Regions from separate parts of the Homo sapiens genome. Here region 1 is linked to region 2. The links are chromatin loops, found by intact Hi-C in ENCODE. Cell type or tissue: PC-9. All regions are shown on one strand. Links, peaks and the distances in the headings refer to the core of each region. The heading gives the core; the rest is flanking DNA.

What was found. Hi-C counts contacts between places; a loop is a spot of excess contacts. Peaks named below come from ENCODE experiments on the same cell type or tissue, not always from the same donor. Only the 100,000 strongest peaks of a DNase experiment are listed, where the experiment ranks them.
Region 1: it touches region 2 in a loop (4-fold over the local background); 3 of 110 quality-filtered maps call a loop at or near these places.

What each region holds. Positions count from the first base shown.
Region 1 is chr4:117,395,740-117,403,611 of GRCh38, reverse strand. No RefSeq gene overlaps it. Among named protein-coding and RNA genes, the nearest start is that of LINC01378, 29 kb to the left of the region's middle. In PC-9, for the core only: no CTCF peak of the experiment used is centred there; a DNase peak (open chromatin) is centred at 3,321; H3K4me3 peaks cover 613 bases; H3K27ac peaks cover 874 bases.
Region 2 is chr4:117,131,453-117,139,324 of GRCh38, reverse strand. No RefSeq gene overlaps it. Among named protein-coding and RNA genes, the nearest start is that of TRAM1L1, 50 kb to the right of the region's middle. In PC-9, for the core only: CTCF peaks have their summits at 4,608 and 4,808 (motif pointing left); no DNase peak of the experiment used is centred there.

The DNA.
Region 1 (7,872 bases), core at 2,359-4,858, 270 kb before region 2:
TTAAGGTTACATATTTACCACCATAAAATTTTAAAATATTTTATAATTTCTAATTTCATTGTTTGATTCAAGGTAAATAAAAACATGCAGCTTAATTTCTAAACAATTAGAGATGTTCTAAGTAGATCAATGATTTCTAATGTTATTTTCCTATGGTATGAGAACATATTCTATATAATTTTTAATTTTTGAAATTTGTTAAGAGCACTTTATGATCCAGCATTTCATCAATTTGGAAAATATTTTATTTGTACTTATAAATAATATTTTTGACACATTATCCTGTAGATGTTGAGACAAATTTTTAATTGCTTAATTTAAATATTTCATGTACTTATTAATTTTTATCCTGTTTCTTCATTTATTGAGAAAGGTGTTAATTTTTTTATTCCTATTTTTGGCTTGTCAATATAATTTTTTAATTCTTTCCATTTTTGTTTGCATATTTTGAGTCTATGTTATCAAATGTATGGTAAGAATACAAATTTAGAATACTATGTCTTTCAGATGAATGCAAGCTTTACTCTTAGAAATACAGCTCTTTACTTCTAGTAATTATTATTTTCCTTAAAATCTATTTTGTCTACCTTTACTGAAATTACATCAACTTAAATCACGTTAAGATTTGTACAAAACATATTTTCATATCATTCTAGTTTAGTATTTTGGGACTCTATATTTTAGAAGAGCCAGATTATATTATTTTTTCTTTTTGAAATATATATTTTAATCCAATTGGAAAAAGTATTTGTTATTATTTACAGTATTTAGTTCATTTCAATATAACAGTTTACTTTAAATTTATCAACTATTTTGTTTTTCTTTGTCTTGATTGTTCTAAGTTGTTTTTTCACCATTTTATTACTTTATTATATTTTATTTCTTTGTCTTTATTGGCTTGTTGATTGCATAATTTTCACTCTTCCACATTTTGTTTTGTTTTTCACTATAGGTTGCAACATTCATTACTCACGGACAACATAATCAATTTCCAAATACTTTAGCTCCACTTACCCTGGCAAGGCTTATATGTGATTGTTGTTTTATATTTTATATATGACATATGTTTGTCATATATAAAACCAATATGTATTAATATTTCATATATTACATTAATATATTGAAATATATGTAATATATAAAAATATGTATTCTGCAAGACTCAATACTCTTACATAGTTAATGTTTACTTAGACTACACATATATTTAGCCTTTCTATTGCTGTTTATTTCTTCATTGTGTTGAGTTTCTTCTCATGAACAACACTGTGGTGCAGTTTGCAGTACATTGTTATTTTTTTTAGTAAGATAATATCACAGAATATAAAATTTTAGACAAGGGACTATTGTACTTCAGCACTGTGAAGATACCATTTCAGTGTTTTCTGACTTCCAGTATTTTTTTTTCTGCTGAGAAATCAGCTGTTTATCTGTTTTTTCCCTTTGAAAGTAAATCTATTATTATGCCTTGATACCTCAACAACGTTTATGTTTTCCCTGACTTTTGGAATTTTCATGTGCTGTATTTCAAAATGATTTTATTTGTATTTATTTCCTGGCATTTCATAGAGTTTCTGTTATCGTGACTTGATAACCTTTATTAGTTTCAGAAAATTCTTAGCTCCAAAAATATTGCTGTGCTTTATTTTCTTTTCTATTCTTCTAAAATTTCAATAAAATATGTTCAGCTTTATCTCTTTATTTTTTATATCTCATCTACATTTTCAATCATTTTGTCAACACATGGTTAATTTTGCATATAGTCTTTTGACCTATATTACTATTTTAAAATTAATATTCTACTCTTAATTTCTGTATTGACTTTATAATATTTCTTTTTATATTTCTAGTTATGGAATTTTCTTTGGATTGTTTACCATAATTCCTGTTAGATTGTATCTTACTTCATTACACATATGAAGTAGAGTCATTTTAATGTATATGTCTAATATTTCAATTACCTAATTTCCTGTGGGTTATATTTTCAATCAATTGCAGCATCCGAGGCTACATTTCAAGCAGGCACAGCCAAACTAGGGCCCCAGGAGAAGCCAGTGGACCAAAGAGTGCTCAGGTAAGACCAGCCTTGTCTGATGGACAACACCGCACTGCAGAGTTCAGGTCCAACAGTTCCCCTAGGGCTCCTATGGGAGCAGGTCGAGCCTAGGGAGATGAGCATCCCTGGATATGCTCCACTATACAGGCTCCCACACCAAACCGTCTGGGCTTCACACTTCCTGAAGTGCTGCCCCTGCCACTTCTCTAAGCAACGTTCTCTGCCAAATCAAGTGTCCATTGTCATCAAGCGGTCTCCTCCTGGTAGAATTCCAGAGACCTGTGGCAAGAGCGACTTGCTTCTTGCCAGTTCAATTCACCCATTCCCCTGGAGTCACTGGGGGCCAGGAACAAGTCCTGGTGCATGATAGCCCTGTGTAAGGTTCCCAGCTTCCTCCCCCTTCAGCCCAGATTCTGTGTCTTCCCTCTGTCCACTCACAATTCTTTCCCTCTGAAAGACGTCTTAGGAATGTGCCCGTCATTTTGATGCCTTGGTGTCAGCTGTTCCAAGATGATCTAGTTGGTCATTTTGCCCTGAAATCTGGACCATTTATTTTAATTATCATTAACATTATTTGAGATAATTATATTAGTTTCATTTTATTGATGAGAAAACTGAGGCTTATAGATGTTAACATGTTGGAGGTGACGTGACTAAAAAGATTATTTCAAATCATTTGTCTCTGGATAAATGAGACGTATCTGTCTCATGGGAAAGATAATCAATTCTATCTCATGCATTTAGATTAATTTTTTGAATCATTACAATAGTAAATTCAACTTTAGATTAATTGATTAATAAATTAAAAATATAACATGATGAATGTATGAATTACTGGGCTTTATGTTTGACTTCTGAATGGGACTGTTTACTCTCTGTACAGAGTAAGCCCCAGGGACTTTTCTGGTTGCAAAAGTAATCCTGGTACTTTCTGGATTTTCACTAGATTAAAGTAAACAAGAACAATATAACAGGCAAACTCCTTAAGTTAGACATCACTTACACATATCATAAGAGGAAAATAATTTATAAATGTTCCCAAATTTTCCTCCATAATACAGAGAATAGTATAAACAGGTATTTTACCTTCAGAGTTCAAACACATACAGTTCACCCATTATTCACATATTATTGGTTGAAAGTCTTTTAAGTGCAATTTTACTGAAATAATGGGACAACTGCATGACTCTACAGTAAAGAATGTGAAGTACATTCCAAAGTATACCACAAAATACAGTTAAGCAAACATGAGTGTTTCAAATACACACTTTTTTTAAGTCAGATCTGGGTAAACCTTCCATTTTTGCTGCTGTCAATCTTTTGATAAGAAAGGCTTGTCATTTTTGTTTAAGAAAGTGAAAGTGCTTACAAATGAATGCTCTTGTGACAAAGTAGACTGTTAAATTGTCTTCTGACTCTTGCTGCTGCTGTTTGACCATTAATCACATAAATAGGGAACAATAGCATTGGAGATTCATGTTTCTAGCTGTCACAAACACTGGCTTGTCACAAATGTCAGTTATATATTCAGCAAGAAATATGAAAGTGACACAGAATTATTTTGGCTCTAGGAAAGGGATTGCTCATGCTGCTCACTAGAAAATCCACTTTTAGATTTTTTTATCTGCTGACAAATCTGGCAGTTTATCTTTTATTTGCAGTGTCCATATTCTTCATCATCAACCCTACATTTTTGAACCATGTGTCTATGGAAGAAACTGTAGACAATCACCAAAGATATCTTAGAAAGCTATACCTCACTCATCTGTCATTCTTTCTAATATTCACTTTTAGTACCCATACAATGCAAAAATATTTTTAATTAAGACAAAATAAATGAGAAATCTTCAGATGGAATCATAAACCTAGGCATATATTTTTAAAGGCTTCAAAGTACTGTACCTGAAAAAAAAGACAGAAGACCACAAAGTAACTCAGATTCTTTTGAAGTTCCAGATTAAGTAATCTTAATATAAAATCTCAAATTTATTAAAGATAGAGCTCCAGAAGAATTTGGACCTTCTTGTCCTTTTTTTAAATTGCTGTAACATCTTATTAGTCAAGCAATGTAATTATTTTACTTGCTCAAGGGAACTGGTCCATTTACATTTATATTAAAAAAAAACTCAAAAGTTTTCTACAAAGTTTATTAACCTAGCCAGTTCCATTATATTTTCTTTATTCTACTAGATTCTGTCTTATAAATGCATTGTCTTGTAGAGCGTCTGGGCACATATTCAGGCTCTTCATTTTCTCTTTGCTATTCTGGTTTCCATTTCTTTATTTGGGCATTTATAATGTAAAAACAAATGTATAGGGATTATCTTAATTATTCAACCATGTGCTCTGTTCATATAGTATCTGTAAACAATATCTAAAGTCATCCTCACCCAGGCATCTCTTCCATAGAACTTAAAATTATTGTTTACATAAATGAAGTAAAATAAATGTTATTTTACTGTAGCTTTATTTGCTACTTCAACACCTGCTCACTTAGAGGATTCACTAAAGCTTTAACATTGTGAATAGTAAACAACTATAATTTTTTCTTACTTTGTTGTAGGCAGTAAGTATAATAAAGCCATATATGAGGAATAGATTCTAGCTCTTGAACCGCTTTTCCTTTATTTTTTTATATTCTTCTCCATGCTTCCTTTAAATAAAATGACTAAATCACAATTCCTTCCCAACTCTTTCTTCCTTGAGTTTTATTTATTGTTTTCAAAAATATATATCAAATCCCAATGCATATTTTACTTCAATATAAGACAATCTGTTATAAGAACAACATGTGGAAAAGCTTAAAGTGCGTGCTCTGAAGTAATAATGGATTACATATAGTCATATGTATTAATAAATCTCTTACAGTGTTGATAAATCTTAGTGTACCTACAAAAACACAGTTCATTTAGACTTTGCCTCTTTGCACTGCATTTGCCTACATCCTTTTATGAGAAAATTGTTCTACTGCCAAAGTAGTGAATGTAATAATTTAAAAAAAATCTTTCATTTAAATCTTTAATGTCATCTTGAGTTAATTTTTGTATATGGTGAAAGATAGGGGTTCAGTTTCATTCTTCTGTATAAGTTTAGACAGTTTTCCTAGCACCATTTGTTGAATAAGGTGTGCATTCCTTGTTGTTTAGTTTTGATGACTTTGTTGAAGATCAGTTGGTTATAGTTGTGTGGCTTAATTCTGGTTTCTCTATTCTGTTGCATAGATCTATGTGTCTATTTCCTTACCAGTACCATGATGTTTTGGTTACTATAGGCTTGTGGTATAGTTTGAAGTCAAGTAATGTGAAGCTTCTGGCTTTGTTTTTTGTTCTTTTTGCTTAGGCTTGCTTTGGCTATTCAGGCTCTTTTTTCATTCCATATGCATCTTAGAATTGGTTATTTTTTTCTAATTCTGTGAAAAATGATGGTAATTTGATAAGAATTGTGTTTAATCTGTAAATTGCTTTGGGTAGTGTGGTCATTTTAATAATGATTCTTCTAATCCATGAGCATAGGATGTTTTTTTTTCCATTTGTTTGGGTGATTTATTATTTCTTTCACAGGTCTTTTATAATTCTCCTACTAGAGATCTTTCACCTCCTTGGTTAAGCCATAAATATCCTAGAAGAAAACATAAGAATGAGTCTTCTGGACATTGGCCTAGAAAATAATTTATGTCCCAAGACCTCAAAAGCAATTGCAACAAAAACAATAATTGATAAATGGAACTTAATGAAACAAAAGAGTTGCACAGCAAAAGAAACAAACAACAGAGTAAACACACAACCTACAGAATTGGAGAAAATATCCGCAAACTATGCATCCAACAAAGGATGACTATCCAGAATCTAAAAGGAATTTAAACAAAAGAACAAGAAAATAAAAAGAAATAACTGCATAAATAGTGGGCAAAGGACATGAACAGACATTTCTCAAAAGAATACATAGACGTGACCAACAAACATGAAAACAATTGCTAAACATCACTAATTATCAGAGAAATACAAACTAAGACCACAACGATACATTGGAAGTATATACAAGAAGAAAAAAATAAAATGACAATGATATATTTTCTCACACTAGTCAGATGGCTATTATTAATAAGTCAAAAAACAACATATGTTGGCAAGGAAATGGAGAAAAGGGAATGCTTATACACTGTTGGGAATATAAATTATTACAGCCTCCATTAAATACAGTATGGGTATTTATCAAAGACACCTGCACTCATATGTTTATTGCAGTACTATTCACAATAGCAAAGACATGAAATAAAACTGTGTCCATCAATGGTGGATTGGATAAAAATGATACATATAGACCATGTAACACTATGCAGTCATAAAAAAAGCATGAAAATATGTCCTTTGCAGCAACATGGATGCCATTGGAGACCATTATCCTAAGTGACTGAAAGCAGAAATAGAAAATCAAATCCCACATGTTCTCACTTATAAGTGGGAAGTAAAGACTGGATACACTTAAAAGTAAAATTGGAAACAACAGACACTGGAAACTCCACAAAGTAGGTGGGAATGAGCAGGGCAAGCGTTGAAAACTGCCTGTTGAGTATATGTTCACTATTTGAGTGATAGGTTCACCGAAGTCCCACACACAGCATCACGCAATACACCCATTTCACAAAACTGCACTTGTGAATCCTTAATCTAAAATTAAAAAAAGAATTCACCACTACAATTACTCTCCTAAAACTTAATAAACTTCCTGAACTCATTCTGAAAAAAAGTTTAAAAATCTTTGAAAATTCTAAAACAATTGTAAAATGTCTTTATTCAAGTTAATTAGATCTCAACGCTTCATATTCAGACCATTATTATTTTCTAGAGCAATTAAAAATATTACATCACTTTTACTCAAGGAATTTGGTAATTAAATTATATAACTCGAATTTTACTTCCTCTCAATTATTTTTAAAACCAACATAAGATAAATAAACATGATAATACAATTAACCTAAATTTAATTATAATTGTATTTTAATGTGACTTTCTAATATTATCAAGAGAATATTATTCTGGTCTTACTTTAACTGTCAGAATCATAAGTATTCTAATTTTTGAGAAAAAGAAGAAAAATCTTATTTTTTAATATTCGGAAACTTCTAATTTGTTGCTTACAACAGAAAAATAATAAATTAAGGATAAATTTATTTTAATGAAAAATGACTTCTCTTGATTGTTTCTCCACTGACCTGGAATGAAATGAAACAGTTAAATAAATAATATGTGTGGTTTTCTAAAACAAAGCCTTTGAAAATCCAGGTGTTCACTGTTGGCTGTTTATTCATTGCATACATTCTAAATATTTAATGGTAGTGTAGGATGGGCTAGTACTAATGGACCCATATTGGGTGTTCTTTTTGATTATTTATCTTTACTCGAGTAAAAAGCAAAATAATCTGTATATAAAAATAAATTTATGTATTTTATTTTGCCATTTTCTAGTTTATGAACTCCTTCCAGTGCATGTGTACCAGAACATAGGAGTATTAGTGTCCTTAGAATTCTATCTGCTATACTATTGGTAGTCAACTTCTTAATTTATTTTTGCTGTTCTCTTTAGGATTTCCTTCTATTTGCTTTGTTTTGAAATTTTTCTTCATTTACTAGTTTATTAAGTTGGAATCTTTGATAGCTGATTTTGAATCTTTTTACTTTTCTGATATAATCATTTATAGCATTGCTATATCCGTATCCCACAAATATTGCTTTGTTAATTTCTTATCATTTCACTAAAAAATGTTTCATTATCATTTTTTCTTGTAACCATCAATCTTCATAGTGTTTTTTAAATGG
Region 2 (7,872 bases), core at 3,582-6,081:
TCCTCAGGGATATTGGTCTGTAGTTTTCTGTTTTTGTTGTGTCTTTATCTGGTTTTGCTAGCAAAGTAATGCTGGCCTCATAGAATGAGCTCGGAAAAATTCCCTCCTATTCAATTTATGGAAGAATTTGAGAAGCACTGGAAGTGAAGCAGTGAAGCCATCTGGTCATGAACATTTCTTGGATAAGTGACATGGTTTTGTTGTGTCCCCACCTAAATCTCATCTTGAGTTCCCACTTGCTGTGGAAGGGACCTGGTGAGAGGTAATTGAATCATGGGGGCAAGTCTTTCCCATGCTGTTCTCGTGATAGTGAATAAGTCTCACGAGATCTGATTGTTTTAAAAAGAAGGGCTCCCCTGCACAAGCTCTCTCTCTTTGCCTGCTGCCATCCATGTAAGACTTGACTTGCTCCTCCTTGCCTTCTGCCATGATTGTGAGGCTTCCCCAGCCACATGGAACTGTGAGTTCAATTAAACCTCTTTCTTTTGTAATTTGCCTGGTCTCGGATATGTCTTTATCAGCAGCATGAAAACAAACTGATACAATTAGAGACTCTATTATTGATTCACTGCCATTATTCATTATTAGTCTGTTCAGGTTTCCTGTTTCTTCATTATTTAATCTTGGTAAGTTTTATGTGTCCAGGGATTTATCTATTTTTTGGTCATTCAGTTGTTTTGGTGTACAGTTGTTAATAATGGTACCTAATGATACTTTGTGTCTCTGTAGTATCTAATGTAATGTCTTCTTTTTTGTCTCTGATTTCATTTATTTGGGTCTTCTCTCTTTTTTCTTGCTTAGCTGAGCCAAAACTTTGTCAATTTTGTTGTCCATTCAAAAACCAACTATTAGCTTGATTGATTGTATACATTTTATATCCATTTTATTTATTTTTCCTTCTACTAATTTTGGGTTTGATTTCTTTTTGTTTTTCTAGTTCTTTGAGGTACACTATTAGATTGTTTATTTGAGATCTTCCTTTTTTTTTTTTTTCTGATTTTGTCATTAATGGCTAATAACTTTCCTCCTAGTACTGCTTTGGCTGTATCTCATTGGTTATTTTATGTTGCATTTCCATTATTATATGTCTCAAGAAATTTTTAAATTTTCTTTTTAATTTCTTCACTGAACCACTTGTTGTTTAGGAGTGTATTGTATTTCTCAATTTTCATGTATATATATATATACATATATATATACATATATATATACATATATATATAGTGTCCTGAGATTTTTTTTATTATTGATTTCTAGTTTTATTGCATTGTGGTGAGAAAAAAAATATTGGATATTAAATCAAATTTTTGAAAATGTTTGAGATGTGCTTTGTGGCCTACCATATGATTTCTCCTGAAGAATGTTCTGTGTGCTGTTCAGAATAATATATATTCTGCAGCTGTTGGTTGGAATATTCTGTAGATATCTATTAGGTTAATTGGATCTAAAATGCAGTCTAACTCTACTGTATCTCTGTTGATTTCCTATCTAGATAATTTGTCCATTACTGAAAGTGGGGTGTCCCCTACCATTTGCTTTATATATTTAGGTGTTCTGATGTTGGGTGCATATATATTTACAATTACTATATTATCTTGTTGAACTGACCCTTTGATAGTTATACAATGACCTTATCTTATATTATATTATATATATTATAATATTATATTATATTATATTATCTTGTTGAATTGACCCTTTGATAGTTATACAATGACCTTCTTTGTCTCTTTTAACTGCTTTAGATTTAAAGTTTATTTTTTTGAGTTCAGGCACAGTGACTTACACCTATGATTGCACTTTGGGAGACTGAGGTGAGAGGATCATTTGAGCAGAAGAGGTTGAGACTAGCCTGGGCAACATAGAGAGATCTTGTCTCTACTAAAAACATAAAAATTAGTCAGGCTTAGTGGAGTGTGACTGTATTTTTAGCTACTCAAGAGGCTGATGATGTGGGAGGATAACTTTAGCCCAGGAGTTCATGGTTGCAGTGAGTCATTATTACGTCACTGCGCTCCAGCCTGAATGACAGAACAAAACCCTGGCTCAAAAAAGAAAGTCTATTTTATGTGATATTAGTATGACATATACTACTCTTTCACTTTACATTTGCATGGACTATCTTTTCTCATCTGTTGGCTTTGTCAATATGTTTCTTTAAAGATGAGATGAGTTTCTTGTTACCAACATAGGTTTGAATCTTCTTTTTTAATCTATTAAGTCACTCTCTCTTTTAAATAGATAATTTAATCCACTTCTGTTTAACTATCAGTAAGCAAGGCTTTACTACAGGGATTTCTTACTTGATTTTTAGGACATTTTTGTAGTTTTTTTTTTTCCTATTTTCGTTGTCTTACTTAAAGTATAATAAAAAAATTAAAAATAAGTAAATAAATAAATAAAAACGATTGGTAACCTTTGATCTTAGTCTACCTGGATACTTTTATTTTTCTCTATTGGTTTTGCAAAGTTTTCTGATACTGCCTATTTGAATAATCTTTCCAGACCTTTGGAATTCCTCAGTCCCTCTTTAACCCCGATAACCTGAGTATTTACTCCTGATGTTGTCTCATAGTTCCCATAAGCGTTCTTTGTTCCTTTGAATTTTCTTTTATTTTTCCCCTGGCTGTGTATTTTCAAACAGCCTATCTTTGAGCTCACCATTTTTTCTACTGTTTAATTGATTCTACTGTTGATTCCCCCACTATTGCATTTTTTAATTTTTTATTGTAGTTTTCAGCTCCAAGGTTTCTGTTTGATTATTTCAATCTCTTTGTTAAGTTTCTCTGATAAACCACTGAATTGTTTCTTTGTGTTTTCTTGAAGTTTGGTGATTTTCCTTAAAAGAGGTATTTTTATTTCTTTTCCTGGCAGATCATACATATTGATTGCTTTAGGGTGGATCTTTTGTGCATCATTTTATTCAGTAAACTCATAGTTCTCTCAATGGTCTTAATGATTGTGGTTGAACAACAACATCTGTGAACTGGAGAATTAGGTATTTGTTTCAGTTCTCACAGTCTGGCTTTTTTTTATGCCTGTCTTTTCAGAAATTGTAAGCAGGGTGCTTATTATTTTCTCTGAGCCCCTGGTCACTCCTGCTGGTTTAGTACAAGATGACATCCTAAGTCCCTAAAGAATGTTGTCTATCCTGCTTGGTCTGAGTTTCCATCTGAGGTCAGTGCAGGTCCAGAGGGTTTACCCATGGTCTCTGGTTTGTACTCAGGTGCTGAAGATCTCTGTCTGGTGCTGGGCTTTCCCATGTAGTCCAGGCTTTAAACTCCAAGGCAAGATTTTGTGCCACTCATTCTCCCATGTGAACAATGTCTCTTTCTTTGCTATTCTGACTGGGGTTGGAGAAGAATGGGGTGGGCATTCTCATGGCTGCCACAACCACTATAATGCTAGGCCCACCTGAATCCCACAGTTACTGAGACCAAAGCAGCACAGAGTAATGTTCAAGGCCCATGTTGTCACCAAATGCCTGATGCTGAGGTTTATTTGTGGTTTGAGACTGCAGCAGATGGCCAGCAGTAATGTGAGCCAGAAAGAGTCTATTTCAACAAGGCCACCATTCTCTACCTGGAACTGAGGCAGGGATAGGATTTCTGTCCACAGACATGTGTCTTGGGTCAGGAGCTGGCAGCTTCTGCCTGGTGTTGGATTTCATTGTGATTGGCCTGGCACTGAGTTCAAATCAAAGTCCTGCACTCACTTTCTTCTCTTTCCCCCAAGTGGAATGGGTCTTTCTCATTGCTGTGCTGTTTGGAGTGGGGCAAGCAATGATCCATGCAAGATAGCTTTGTCCCTTCTACCTTCTTCAACGTGACTTTTCTTATAATTATGCCAATACCAGGTACTGTGATCTCTTAGCTGTTTCTGAGGCTCTGGTGAAGATAGTTTTATTCATGGATAGTTGTTAAAATTGATGTTTCTATAAGGAAATGAACACTGAAAGGTCTTATTCTGTCATTTTGCTTTTCCTCTTCACCAATATTTTAAAAATAAGGCAGTTTCTATCTGTTCAGCTACTGGCAGGTATTTCTTATGGGGATTGGAATACAGAGATCTACACTAGCAGGAATTTTTCCTCAATCATAATATGTGGTTTATGTCATTGTGTGATTGTGGTAATAGTGGTGTGCATGTGTGTGCGTGCATGTGTGAGTGTGTGTGAGAGAGATAAAAAGATATTTTTAACTTTACTTCTTCTAAGTTAGCAGATATTTGGAGCTACAGATTGAATACCACTCATAATTACATGCTTTAGCGTGTCTTTACCTTCAAATTGCTTTCTGCAAAAATGATACCATTATGGATTTTCAGAACACTTACAAATTCTATTATTATAATTATTATTTACAAAATATGACTTTTATAATTTTTTACATGCATTGATCCAATTGATTACAAGATTGTGGAATATCTTTTAAAATATTATGAAGTAATTTTTAAATGAACTTTCCATTTCTTTTGAATTATCAGCTTTCTCTCTGGTCATATTTTTGGCTTCTTTGTTTCAGGTTTACCATTTTATTCTGTAGCTTTTATAAACACAAAGTCAAACAAAGTCATTCTCAACTCCTTTCTCCTTTACTTTCCTGCTACATGGATTCTAGAAAGTGAAAGTATTTGACGTCTAAGCATTCCTTTCAGCTAGCACTGGCCACATATCACAGATCTTGCCATGTGATGTAGGAAGAAATCTCTGTGGGAGCCTTTTCTAGATGATTAAAAGAAACTAGGCACCTTTTTCCCCATTCTTTCTTTCTGCCTGGACAACAACTGTTGTTCCTGAAGCTGCATTGCCACCATGAGGCCACAAGGGAAAAGTGTAAAATGACAAGTACTTTAGAAAAAATACAGCATTCTGAGTCCTTAATAACACGCTTAGAAAACCGTACCTTCCTGAAAGAACTGTCTTCTTACGTTGTTTTCTGTGACTAAAAATAATTCTGTCTGTATTATGTTGGTGATTGATGGATTTTCTGTGACCTGAAGTTATAGAGGGGGTTTACTGTTTTATGCACAAAATTTTCTGGGAAACAACTCTATTTTCAGCTCTAAATACTTTTCCAGCCTAAAAATTAACCACCCTTGTACATGTTTTGTGTTCTTCCGGGTACCTGGTACTGCTTATTGATCATAGCTTCCTCTCTTTGAATATATTCTGGGTCAGTATTTCTTCCACTCTGTTCTTAAAACTTTGTTTTTTTAACATTACTTAAAATAATGTGTTAAAGTACCATCTCTAGTGGGCTCATTTTTATTATGTTTGCTGCTCATATACATATGTGTGTGTGTGTGTGTGTGTGTGTGTGTGTGTTCCAATAACACCTTATTGCTCCCTATTTTTTTGATCCATATTTCTACATGGTATCATTTGTTACTGTATGATGGATTTCCTTTGACATTTCACATAATGTTAGTCTGCTGAAAGAGTATTATTTTAGCATCCTATATTTTAAAGATGTTGATTTTGTTGTTGAACGATCTTTTTACTGAGTATAGAATTCTAGATTGATAAGTGTTTTTTTTAAATATTTTTCTCCACTCTCTTATTGCTTTCATTGTTTTGAAAAAGAATTCGGCTGTCAGCCTTATCTTTGTTTCCCTTTATGTAATGTGTCCATCTTCTCTGGCTGTTTTTAAGGCAATCTATCAATAATTTTGAGCAATTTGATTATTTTGTATCATGGTGTAGTTTTTTAAAAACATTTTTGTACTTGGTTTTGATGAACTTCATGGATCAGTGCATATATAGTTTTTCTCCACTTTTGAAATATTTTCACTATTATTTATTCCAGTAAATTTTCTGATTAAATGAAAACTAATTACATATATGTAGATTTGTTTGAAGTTGTCTCATAACTAAGTGATGCTGTGTTCTTGCTTTGTTTTCTTTGATTCTTAAAAAAGTCTTTATCCTTATTTTTGAATAATTTCTATTAGTATATCTTCATGTTTAGTATTAATATACTTTATAAAAATTCTACTTTATTTTATGGGACTTTAAGAAGAGAGGCTATACTTTCAGCAGTCCTGAAACTAAAATGTCCCTGATAATAATTGATTTTTGCTAATTCCATTGTAATAAAATATGGATAGGAGAAGGAGATAATAGAAAACTTTCTGTACTTTCTACCCATTTTTTCGGTAAATGTGAACTTCTTTTATAAAAGTCTGTTAAGTAAAAACAGGTGCTCATACAAAGCAGTAAAAGTAGAATGCCACCCAAGTATCCTTTTGTTGAAGACAATCATTTCTTATGTTATTTAGAAAATAGATATAGAAAACTGTCTGTAATTTCTGCCTTTATTTCATAAACATAAAACTTCTTTTAAAAATTATGTTAATTTAAAAAGTCATATGAAATGGTAACTTCCAATTTTATCGAAAGCAGAATGTTAATTATACTTTGTTCATGACAATAATTTATGTTATTTATTTTTCTTTTTCAAAATCCTATAAAACATTAATATGTAAATAGTAATAATCAGGAAATATATTTTCAACAGTCCAGGCTCTTTAAATTTATAAAAGATATGTGGCAAAGTATATTATCTGGAAGGGCAATCAGCAAGAATTGGGTGAGAAGATAGGTGTCTTAGGGAATAGGTACGCATATTAGAAACATAAGGACAGTTTGCAAATTCTTCATATCAAACAAAGCAACACAGGGTGAAAAATGCCAAAGACAGTGAAAGTCAAAGATAGGTTTGAAAAGAGACTGAGAAAAGGGATCAACTATAAATAGTAGATTACACAAATTTGGCATTAGAAGAGACAAGTTGATAATTGGGGCCTTAATGAGTTGTCAGATAAGCTGTTTTTTTTTCCAATTACAAGGTTATAATAGCTATAATAGAGAAGAGAAAGATAACAATTCTAATAGCAGTCACTTATATAGTATTTCCCATATGATGAGTACTATTATAGTTAAATACTATATATAAATTATCATAACACTGCCATGATAAATATGCTACAATAATTCTCACTTCACTGAGAAAATACAAAAGCATTAAGGGCTTAAATAAGTTGCTTAAGTCAACACATGTAGTAAGTAGCAGAAGTGGAATTTAAGTCTAAGCAAGCTAGCAATATTATTTAACACAAATTCATTGAATTCAAATCAAAATATTATAAAAGGAACTTGCTCAATCTAGTGAATATTAGAAAGTAAATACTAGCTTTGGCTGAAAAGTAAAAAAATTGCCTTTCCATTAATCAGGCTGGAATTACAGAGGCAAAATATTTAAATAGGCTTTCACAAAAGAGGGCATCTAAATGACCATAAACATGAAAATATAGTCATCAGGGAAAGTGTAAATGTAAAAATGAAAAAAATATACAACATCAAGCATTGACAAGCATGTGAAGCAGCAGAGTATCCCATAGATCACTGTTTGGTGTACATGTTGGTAGAACCACTATGGAAAATGGGTAGTACCTACCATAGCTAAACATAGCAATCACAATTGCCAACCGTTATAGTCATAAGTATATAGCAAATAGAAATCTTTACATAGATTTATCAAAAGAACAATAATATTTTTAAAATTATGATTTGTAAATAGTCTAAATTAGAAAGAAATTGAATGGACCAATGAATTGAGGTAGACTCATACGATGGAATACTATGTGGTACAGAAATAAAAAAAAATGTATGCTACACACACTACCAAACATAACTTTCACAAGCATAATATTGAGTGAAAAAAAATCAGATACATAAGAATACAGAAATTTGTTTTTCTTTTATATAAAACTACAATACAAAGGGAGTGCAGTGTACTAGCAATGTTCTCTTTCTTGATCTGGGGCTTGTGGACAGGATATGTTCATTTTGCAAAAATTGACCAAGATACA